Linked DNA regions of Mus musculus: region 2 is linked to region 1. Evidence: chromatin contacts called from ENCODE POLR2A ChIA-PET data. All regions are on one chromosome and are shown on one strand. Each heading gives the region's core, a stretch centred on a gene start or an enhancer-like site at or near the end of the contact. The rest is flanking DNA. Distances are from core to core; before and after follow the strand shown.

Region 1 (5,641 bases), core at 235-2,734:
TGCAGGCAGAGTAGGTTCAGACAAAACCTGAGTAAACGCCCTGCGCCATGCAGGCTGAAGGTTCTCGTGAAATACCAGCCCAATTTCCTGCTTTCTTTTTCTCCTATCAAACAAGCCAGAGATGAAGTAGACATGTCCAAGACACAAAGGCCTGAGCAGGAGAGCCCTCTCCAGTGGGTTTATGACCGACTGGCCATCCTCCTGGAGAATCCAGGCAGATTGTGCAAAGAAGGATTGCATTTAAAACTTACTTGTATAAGACAGAGAGGTTACTCCAGAGACAGCCTTGAGGGAGAAGCTTGAGCCTGACCCTGAGTGTCAGGGACACTGCTATGTATCAGGAGACCTGGAGCTGTGGCTGGCTGCTTCCACAGTCCTAGGTATTCTAGGAGGCAGCCTGAATTGCTCTTCACTCGGCACAAGATCTCAGCAGCAGCTGAGGCCTGAGGCCCACTGGCACTCTGGGGTAGGGTTAGTTCTTGATATTCCTGTAACCACAGCCTAAGCCAGCCGGCCTCAGGGACTACAACACACGGTTGTGTGCTAGACAGACCCACCTGGGCCCATGTCTTCTCTCTATATATTGTTCACAACATAGCTGGCTCCAGGACCTGAAACCAGGAGCTGGGTGGGGCTCACAGGTCTGCTTTGTTTGACATACATTCTGCACTTAAAACGTGAGGGATTAAGTGCCAATATCGATACTCCGTGAATTAATGTAAAAAAACATTCTGATTTGGGTCTTTCAGGAAAAATAGGAAGATCATTGGCTAGGTTTAAGGCCTAACTGCCTCCTCTGGGTCGGACTCACTAGCTTCCCAGTGCCTGCTATTTACTTGCAAATGTTTGGAAAAGGGGTTATAGCTCAGGGGTTCTTAGAATCTCAGATATTACTGGGTAACATAATAAGTTTTGATCAAAAGCTTCACGAGTGAGTGAGTAAATGAAATTAGTGAATGAGTGAAGAAACAAATGAATAAGTAAAGAAATGAATGAATGAGTGAAGAAATGAATGAGTGAAGAAATGAATGAATGAGTGAAGAAATGAATGAGTGAAGAAATGAATAAGTGAAGAAATGAGTGAGTGAAGAAATGAACGAATAAATGAATAAGCAAAGAAATGAATGAATGAATGGAGAAATGAATGAATGAATGAATGAATGAGGAATTGAATGTGGCAATGGAGACAGGGAAAAGCCATGAATAAGATGGCCCTCAGAACCCATGCAGTGGGGGGGTTCTGGGGATAAATCACACCGTCTGTTTCCTCTTCAGACTGACTTTGTAGCCTGCTGTGTGACTGGCCAGTCTCTGGCCGCTGAGGTCGGTCCCAGACATCTAGTCCTGGGTGACAGACTGCTACAAGGCCCTTGATGTTCCTCCTGAGGCCTGGGAAGGCAGCCCATGCCCATCTGCTCCAGCTTCGCGGCGTGAGGCCTGCCGTGGGAGCTTCTGCGCTGCCTTTTAATGGCCCGCTTTGTTCTTGGCTCCGCGCACGCAGCCAGCCTGCTCGTCTGCTGAGCGGCCACATGCCAGTCATTAAGATAGCAGGCTGCCTGTGGAGCTGGACAGCTTCCATCACCGCTCACTCGCCTAGGAAAAGACCCCTTTCTTTCTGGGAAGGAGCCTGGTGACACAGGAGTGTGCCTGCTGCCTTCTCTGTCACCAACTGTCAATTTGGACTTCAAGAGGAGTCCGTGGGTGCCCTGTGAGGACAAGGAAGCCGCACCCACGGCCTGTCCTTGTAAGGTGCATGCGTGCCTCCTAACTATAGTGATAGTCTTCACCCTTCTCTTCAGCAAACCCAGGCCTGTGCTTGCCCTACCCACCTGGACCAAGGCCAGCAGTTCTGTGTCCCTGGCAGACGGCCTGGGACCGGCAGATAGATGCACGGGAAGCATTTGCTGCATCCCCTTTAACTCTTGCCTTCTGTTCTGCAAGTGGGACAAGGAGCATCGCTCTGGACCAGTGACCCCAAAATGCTTGTCCTTGTGGGGAACACGGGTCTATTTCAACATGCAAAGCAGGTGGGAAGCTGCTAAACATAGCTTCTGGGCTCAGCCCCAAGTGCTGGGTCTTTCTTCTCTAGAGTTCATTCACATTAGTGTGCAAAGCAGACCGGCTCTGATGAGGACACCCCCTACACACACACACACACACACACACACACACACACACACACCCATTCCACCCTAAGCCTCCCTGCAGAGCTCAAACTGGCTAATCTCACTATCATAAAGCAGAGTCTAGCCAAGGAGAATAACGCCCCAGATAAGGAGGCAGAATGGGACCCCAGATCATGCCCCGTACCCCTATGCTGCTCTGCCTGCATGGACCCGAGTGGGAGGCAGAAGCAATGCCCTCTGTCACTCCTTATGGACTGGTTAGAGGAAGGGTCAGTCGGGGGGAGCATGCAGGGACAACTCCACAGCCACGAGACTGAGGATGGCCTGTAAGCTACCCCTGAGCCCCAACTTTGTATGAGCAAGGAGAATTTAGAGACAGAGTTCCCCTGTAGACCAAGGCTGGGCCTCAAACTACACTCCAAGGGACAGTGGCATGGTCCCAGGAGGCTGGGATGGAATCAACCTCCTGTGTGCTCTGAGATACATGTTGGCGCTCCACTGTTGGGATCCCCTTCCCAAGGACAGGTTTCTTGCAGTCCTTGTAGCCTGACACTGCCCCTGGGTGGATTGCCGGTACTACCTCCAGGACCAGGAACTCAGCTCCTATAGAACAGGTCCTATAGGAAGAGCCTCTGTGCTCTTCCAAGGGTCTCCTTTGCATGCCGAGGGGACCCCAGATGCCCACTATGCTACAGGAAGCAGAACAAAACCTGGATGTCTCTTCTCATTGTGTGAACAAGACAAGGGTGCTCGTCATACTGCTTGTTTGTATGTGGCCCATCGAGTGACCAAGCTTCCAGTTCCTGTTCCCCACAAGCTTCCTGTGGCTTCCCCAGTAAAGTACCAGCAACCAAAGAGATATGGAGGACATGGCAGACACATGCCCTTTTCATTGGCTTTTAAAGAGTGTGTGTGTCTCTCTGTGTATGTGCATGTTTGTGTGTGTGCATGTGTGTCTGTGCATGTGTTTGTGTATGCGTGCATGTGTATCTCTGTGTGTGTCTGTAAATATGTACATGTGTATGTGTATCTGTATGTATGTGTGTCTGTATATATGTACGTTTATATATATGTGTGTGTCTGTGTGTGTACGTGTGTATGCATATGTGTGAATATATACATATATATATATATAACATATATATATGTCTCTCTGTGTGTGCATATGTGTGTGTCTCTGTGTGTGTCTGCATAGATGTGTATATGTGGGTGTGTATGTGTGTGTTTGTGTGTGCAGGGTATGGCTGCTCTAGAATGGAGAGGTGTGTATGTGTGTCTCTGTGTGTCTGCATATATGCACGTGTATATGTGTATGTTTGTATGTGTATGTGTATATGTGTGTGTATATATGTGTAACTCTATGTGTGCATATTTGTGTGTGTCTGCATATGTGTGTGTGTTCAGGATGTAGCTGCTCGAGAATGGAGAGGAGGAGGCCTTGAGAGGCCATTGTATGAAGTTCTGAGATGAGGCCCAGGCTGCTGTTGGAAACCCAAGGAGACTGAAGATGTCAGGATCATGGGGCATTTGTTAAGAACTGTGGGCATGGAGTGGGCCATTCCAGGGAAGAATTCATGTGTCCGCTGTCTGACAGGCAGAGCAGGCTGCTCAAGCCTTCTGGAACCCATCTGATTCCGTCACAACTCCAGATGCTGAGCACGGAGCTGCAGGGTTTGTGTTTTCTGGGCTGGGTTTTTTGGTCTTGCTTTGGGTTGATCATTTCTTGCTGTACCTCCATACCTCCATTTTGGAATAGGAATATTCACTTTGTAGCATTATATGCTGGAAGTGTGGTGGTTTGAAGGAAATGTCCCCATAAGCCTCAGGCACTTGAATACTCCTCCCCAGTGGGAGGCTGTTTGGGAAGGACTAGGGGGCATGGCCTTGCTGGAGAAAGTGTGTCACTGGGGGAGGGTTTTGAAGTTTTAATAGAGCCACACCATTCTCCTTAGCTCTCCTCTGCCTCCTGCTTGTGGTTCAGGATGTGAACTCTCAGCTGCTGCTCCAAAGCCATACCTGCCTGCCTGCCTGCCTGCCTGCCTGCCTGCCTGCCTGCCTGCCTGCTGCTGTATTCCCTACTAACAGGGTCATAGAGTCTTACAGCGCAGGAAATGTAAACTCCAAATAAACACTTTCTTGTATAAGCTGCCTTTTTTTAAAAGATTTATTTATTATTATATTTAAGTACACTGTAGCTGTCTTCAGATACACCAGAAGAGGGCGTCAGATCTCATTAGGGATGGTTGTGAGCCACCATGTGGGTGCTGGGATTCGAACTCAGGACCTTCAGAAGAGCAGTCGGTGCTCTTAACCACTGTGCCATCTCTCCAGCCCATATAAGCTGCCTTTTATCACAGCAGCAGAAAAAGAAGCTAATACAGGGGTAGCTAGTTTCTCATTCATAACAATACAATTAAGAGACTTTGGACATTTAAACTGTTGGGGGATATCTGAAGTTGGACTGGATGCATGTTACATTATTAAGGCAGCGATAGTCTAAGAGGATCAGGGGTGGGAAGTTATGGTTTAAAGCTGATGACTTTGGGTGTCAAGTTGGGGTTATGATAGTGTTAATTATCAGCTTGGTATGAACTAGAATCACACCAGACATGAACTGTTAGCATCCCAGAGAAGGATGGCTTCTGGGCAAGCTTGTGAATTTCTTGCTTAGGTTAAGTGGGAAGACACATCTTATTTGTAGGAGGGGTCGTTCTCTGGGCAGGGATCTAGGACTGTGTACAAAAGGAGAAACTGAGCTAAACATAAGCTTTCATTCTTCTCTGCATGCTGACTGTGGATGCCATGGGATCAGCCCCCACAAGCTCCTGCAGCCCTGATTCCTCCGCCATGATGGACTGTGCAGCCTTGAACTGTGAGCCAAGATGAACCCTTTCTCCTTGATGTTGCTTCTGCCAGAGAATATTATCATAGAACCAGGAAAAGAAAGAAAGATGCCATATAGCTGCAAATTAGTTAAGCTTCTTGATGCTTCTGGTGGGGTATGCATGCATGCCACGCCCACCCAAGAGCTCTGGATTAGTGAAAGAAAGACACATACATGCTAGATAATTTTAATATGCTCAATGGTTGAGCATTTCTAAACCTCCCCGCGGCTAGTACACACACCCCCTCTGATATTCCTGGCTTAACACCTTCTAAATCTATGCCTTATCTTTGTTGCCCTGTTCCCTTCTGGGCAGCCCCTCCCGTAGGGCTGCCTTTCCTTTCCACATAATTGTTGGATACTTTCTCTTCTGCAGTTCTTAGATTTGATCCCTCTCCCTCTGAGTCATGGCCATTGATTCTCTTATTTTTCTCCCTTTTAAAAGTCCCACCTCTGTCTCTCCTTACAAATCGAAGCCAGCTGGGAACAAGGGTCCTCAGCATCTGGAATCACAACTTTTGGGAGCCAAATTAAGACAAAGCATTAGAACTGATCCCTAGCAGTGCCAGCTACCCAGTACCAGCCCATGCTTGATTTTTTTCCCCATGGTCCCTATATTGATCACTTTCCC
Region 2 (5,238 bases), core at 1,332-3,831, 39 kb after region 1:
AGAAAGCCATCTCTGTGTAGCCCATTTAGACAACAGATACCCTTGTGCTTGCTTGGGTGTGCCACAATGGCCATCCTGTAGAGGAAGGGACAGACCTTCAGAGAACATATTCACCATGGCACCTTGTAGCCTTGGCGCCTATGCAAAGCCATGTAGAGGCGAGCTGTTTGCTTAAAGAATCTCATTTGAGTAAGCGGATTATTTACAAATGGCGCTGGCATAGGAAGCAGATAGTCTGGTGTGAAGGTGGGCCATTCTATTGGCTCTGACTCGGCAGCTTTTGAGGTCCCTGAATATTGGACCCAAACTAGCCCTGGGTCTCTAGGTTTTTTGAGCCTCTCTAGCCCCAGTCAGAAGGACAGTCTCCACTTACAACAGGCCCTTGCTCAACTCAGGATTCAACCTCCAGCTCCTCCAGCTATGAGCCCAGGGCCCATGTCCCTGGGGAGGGTGGCTCTTGCCACCTCCTCAGGCCTAGAGGAACTGGGTCTGGGCTGGCGCCTGAGTTTGCTTATCTCCACATAATGAATGGGTGTTCCCAGGCTAATAACAGGCAAGGAGGGATGCTCTGAAGAGCTAGCCCCACTATTTACTTCAAAACAATGCACTGGTGTCGAGAGACACTGGTGTTTGGGGTCTATACAACACGACCTCCTGTGTTTATGCCACTGTACCTGTGTTTATGCCACCATACCCCTAGTCAGCCAAAGGGGCCTGGGAAGAGCTTCTCATTGGAGTGTGAGGAAAGCCATCAGGTCTCAGTCCCTAAAGCAGTCCACATGTCCACACCATGCTGGCCATCTACGAGGGCTACAGGGAAGGATGGGGATGCTAGGTCACGGCCTTTTGTGCTGGTGGGGACAAGGAGAAGGATCAAGCTAGACTGACAACTGCTTCCTACATAAATAGGACTTCTTATTGGTCTCAAAATATGGGAGTCTCTGGGCTGGGAGGAAACTAAGATGCTTTAATTCAGACGAGCTAATTGAGTGATCTCCTGGTTTAAACAAACAAACAAACAAACAAATAAAAACAAATTAAAAAAAAAGAAAAAACAACAACAACAAAACAATTGAGGAAGACCTCCATGTTGGCCTTTGGCCTCCACACACATGCGCACATGTGTGCACACATCCCTGTGCACACACTCTTGTATACACACAGGCTCACGCATACACACAAATGTGCATCTTTTTGTTTGTTTGTTTGGTTTAGTTTGGTTTTTTGAGACAGGGTTTCTCTGTATAGCCCTGGCTGTCCTGGAACTCACTCCGTAAACCAGGCTGGCCTCAAACTCAGAAATCCACCTGCCTCTGCCTCCCGAGTGCTGGGATTCAAGGCGTGAGCCACCACTGCCCCGCAGAAATGTGCATCTTGACAAGTGGATCATCTGCTGGAATGTGGCTTCAAGCTCTCCCTGTTGGACAGTAGTTGAAGCTTTGCTGAGAGCCGGGCTGAGAAACTCCTGGGGGGCAGTCTGTGGGTCCTGACCTGCTGTGTTCTGTCTGTGAGCTTTCCTGTGAGTGTGATATCTACATCCTCTTGCCTTTCTCCCCAGATCCTCCCTGACACTGAAACACAGGGACCCCACAGGTGACAGATAAACCCTCAGAGCCCTGGCTTCAGGTTCCCAGCTTCTCATATGACCTTCCCCAACCCTTACTCCATACTTGAAAGGGCCAATCAGGAACAAGGCCCCTTTTAGCTACTTATGACATCCTTGAGGTCCGGAATTTTCTGTCTGTAGCCCGGTAGTGTTTGACTGTAAGAAACCAAACCCTGAGCTAAATCTAAATTTGAGCAGGGTGACCAAATGGTGGCAGATCTGGGCTAGGACCCACCTGCCCCAGCTGTTCGTGTGCCACGTGTGTCTCTTCTGACCCAAATAATAAAGCAGTGGGTGCTGGGTTTCTCGTAGAAAATAAGAGCTTGTCTCAGATAAATGGGTTGCAACAGTAACTAGTCACTATTAATTAAGTGCAGACAGACAATTACCTATTTTAAAAAAAAATAACCCATTTATTAAAAGGCAGTTAGTAAGGTTGGGTTCCCGCTGAGCCCCTGCTGCCTTGGAGAAGAAGGATCCATCCACACACACCCCACCCCCACTTATAGAAAGAGGAAGTCGAAATTCAACAGGACATTGGCCCCACAGACCATTGCATTGGGTGGGTGAAGTTTCACCGCATCTGTCCAGTATAGAGGAGAAAGCATGGCTTGTCTAAGGATGCAGATGAGACACACCTGGATAGGAGGCTGTGCCTGAAGCCTCAGGCTGCCTCCCTTCTTTTATTTGGGGGGGGGGGTGTCGAGACAGGGTTTCTCTGTGTAGACCTGGCTGTCCTGGAACTCACTCTGTAGACCAGGCTGGCCTCGAACTCAGAAATCCGCCTACCTCTGCCTCCCGAGTGCTGGGATTAAAGGCATGCGCCACCACGCCCAGCTGCTGCCTCCCTTCTTGATGCTCACAGGCAGCAGCTTCTCAGGGGTCCATCCTTTTGGAAGACGTCCATTCTAGGCCTCCCAGTGGCAAGCTTTTGGACTCCTGCCACAGAGATGGAAAAAGCTGAGAGGTTAATTAAACTGTTAGTTATCACATGCGGAGTTGGCTTTGTGGCCAGGAGCTGCAGGGAGCCCTGACTCCCAATGTCCCTGGCTGAGTCTGGGAAGGCTGAAGACTTCAGCTTCTCCAGGCAGCTTCCCAAGCCAGCTGGAGAAGCCCCTGGGGCGAGTCTGCTTTCTTTCCATTCCTGTAATTTGTAATTCCTTTGTTCCTCTGATTTACCAGGAACTCAAAGATGACTCTGTCTAGAAAGTTGAGGAGCAAATTATTTATATTATTAAACTGTTTTCTTTCTTCCTTCCTTCCTCCTTCCTTCTCCCCTTCCTCCCTCCCTTCTTCCCTCCCTCCCTCCCGCCTTTCCTTTCGTCCTCTGAGACTGGGTATTACAGAACACTGGCCAGCCATGAATTCACTGTGTAGCCAAGGATGACCTTGAACTTTGGAACCTCCTGCCTCTGCCTCCAGGGTGCTGGCTAGGATTAGGGACAGACCACCACCTCTGGGTTTGTGGAATCATGGAGACTGAACTCAGAACAACACCCATCTAGGCCAATCCCTCCACCAGCTGACCCACAGGCTTGGTCCCTGATTTCGATTGCTAGTTGAATTTGGAAATTGTCACATTTCCATCAACAAAAGACACACATGGAAGCAGTTTCTGAGCAGCACCACTGTTTTCAAATACTGGGAAGTGTGAATAGAATCCCACCCTAGGTCCCCTCTCCATTTTTTCCTGACTTAAAACTTGTACCACCCCCCCCCCCCCCCCCACATACCAGCAGCTACCCGGTGAATGCCAGGAGGTGATCTCGGGTTAGGTACATCCTATACCAAGGGGTGGAGGGGGCCTCATCCCCTCATCCCTCCTTTACTAGGAAGCTAGGGCTTCACTCCCAGTCTATCTTCCCCTGGAAGCAGAGCCTGGGATGTGGGGTGTCCTTGTGAAGGTGATTTATTTCAAGAATTGACCCCAGGTCGTTGTGGGGTGAATCATGTCTCTCTCAAAATTTGTATTTCCTTCATAATTCCCAATGCCTCAAAATATGTCTTTGGAGACAGGGCTTTTCAGGGTAACTCAGGTTGCCTGGAGTCATTCAAGTGAGTCTGACCCAATCTGCCTAGTGTCCTCATAGGTAGAGGCGAGTAGGGTGTCCAGCCACCAGAGATGTGCACACAGGAGAGTTTATATTGCATCTTGGAGGTACAAAGTTGAAAATGTGTCTTGGTATTTTTGTGATATCCTGGGGTCTGGAAGGTGGCACAGACCAGCGAGGAAAGACTAGAGCATTAGAAAACTTTCCTGGGGCTGGAGAGATGGCTCCGAGGTTAAGAGCACAGACTGCTCTTCCAGAGGTCCTGAGTTCAATTCCCAGCAACCACATGGTGGCTCACAACCATCTGTAATGGAATCAGATGTCCTTTTCTGGTGTGTCTGAAGACAGCTATGATGTACTCATATACATAAAACAAATAAATCTTTTTATTTATTTTATTTTTTTATTTTTGGACACAGGATTTCTCTGTGTGGCCCTGGCTGTCCTGGAACTCAGTCTGTAGACAAGATTGGCCTTGAATTCAGAAATATGCCTGCCTCTGCCTCCCAAGTGCTGGGATTAAAGGCATGTGTCACCACTGCCTGGCAAAAAAATAAATCTTTAAAAAAAAAGAAAAAGAAAGAAAGAAAGAGAGAGAGAGAGAGAGAGAGAGAGAGAGAGAGAGAGAGAGAGAGAGAGAGAGAGAGAGAAAGAAAGAAAGAAAGAAAGAAAGAAAGAAAGAAAGAAAGAAAGAAAGAAAGAAAGAAAGAAAGCCTTCCTGGGTGTTGGTAGCACACAAGGACACTGAAGGTCTGGGAAACAGAAATCCCCGAGGTGGGCAGAGTTTCAGCCTGGGGTGGGGGAGGGGGGTGTAACTTGCTACTTCCTACCCTACAAACACATGGATCTACTTAGTGCCTTCAAGTCCTGACCCTCAGGAGCCATCAAAAGGGAGCGACTTGCCCAGCTATGCCTAGTGCCCCGGGGCCTTCCCTGTCACTCACTGGAGCCAGGAGTCAACTCCTAGCCTTTCCATTCCCAGCAGAGGCCACTCCCAAGGTCCCCAGCAAGGTCATTTCCTTGTGGTCTTATCCTAACAAAAGAACGGGCCCTCTTGTGACCACAGCATTCCTTAGGTGCTTAGAGTTACAGAAAAGAAGAAGAAAAAAATCTTTCATCAGCAGGGCCATGGCCCATCTCCTTTGTTCACGTAGGTTACTCGGACTAGATCCGCAGGCAAAAGGTGCATGCTTGTCTTTGGCCTCTCCTGAAACACGAGGACCCTCAGGGAAGACCAAGAAATGAAGTGTCTGGAAGTTGAAGTCAGCCTTGCCTTGCAGGGCCCGGGGGTCTCCCAGGCAGAGAGCCCATGCTGCCCTTCTTCCTCATACTGTATATGACACCTACTTCCTGCCCAGGCCCCCAGACCTGCCCATGTACAGAGTCCCCTGGGATCTTTATGGCTGGGAACAGATGTCACAGACAGCTCTGCAGGAGGCCCAGCTGGGCTGCGAGTGACATCAGCATCTCTATCCCGCCCTGACTGGGGGGTCTTGAGGAAGGAGCTTGCTGACCACCTCTTCCACATCACTGCTGTACTTATAAACAAAACTGGCCAATTCCAAGTAGTAAAAGAAGCTG

The links. ChIA-PET counts read pairs that join two places held with the same protein, here RNA polymerase II (POLR2A).
Region 2: POLR2A ChIA-PET joins it to region 1 with 12 read pairs in embryonic stem cell. The contact joins two enhancer-like sites. POLR2A ChIA-PET finds 5 or more read pairs at or near these places in 4 of 5 experiments (Patski and embryonic stem cell).

The regions. Positions count from the first base shown.
Region 1 is chr17:31,765,504-31,771,144 of GRCm38, forward strand. No RefSeq gene overlaps it. Among named protein-coding and RNA genes, the nearest start is that of Gm30316, 33 kb to the left of the region's middle. Within about 2 kb of position 1,485, at least 2 of the 3 ENCODE cell types and tissues checked have a DNase peak (open chromatin) inside an H3K27ac peak, as active enhancers do.
Region 2 is chr17:31,803,652-31,808,889 of GRCm38, forward strand. No RefSeq gene overlaps it. Among named protein-coding and RNA genes, the nearest start is that of Gm41563, 19 kb to the right of the region's middle. Within about 2 kb of position 2,582, at least 1 of the 3 ENCODE cell types and tissues checked has a DNase peak (open chromatin) inside an H3K27ac peak, as active enhancers do.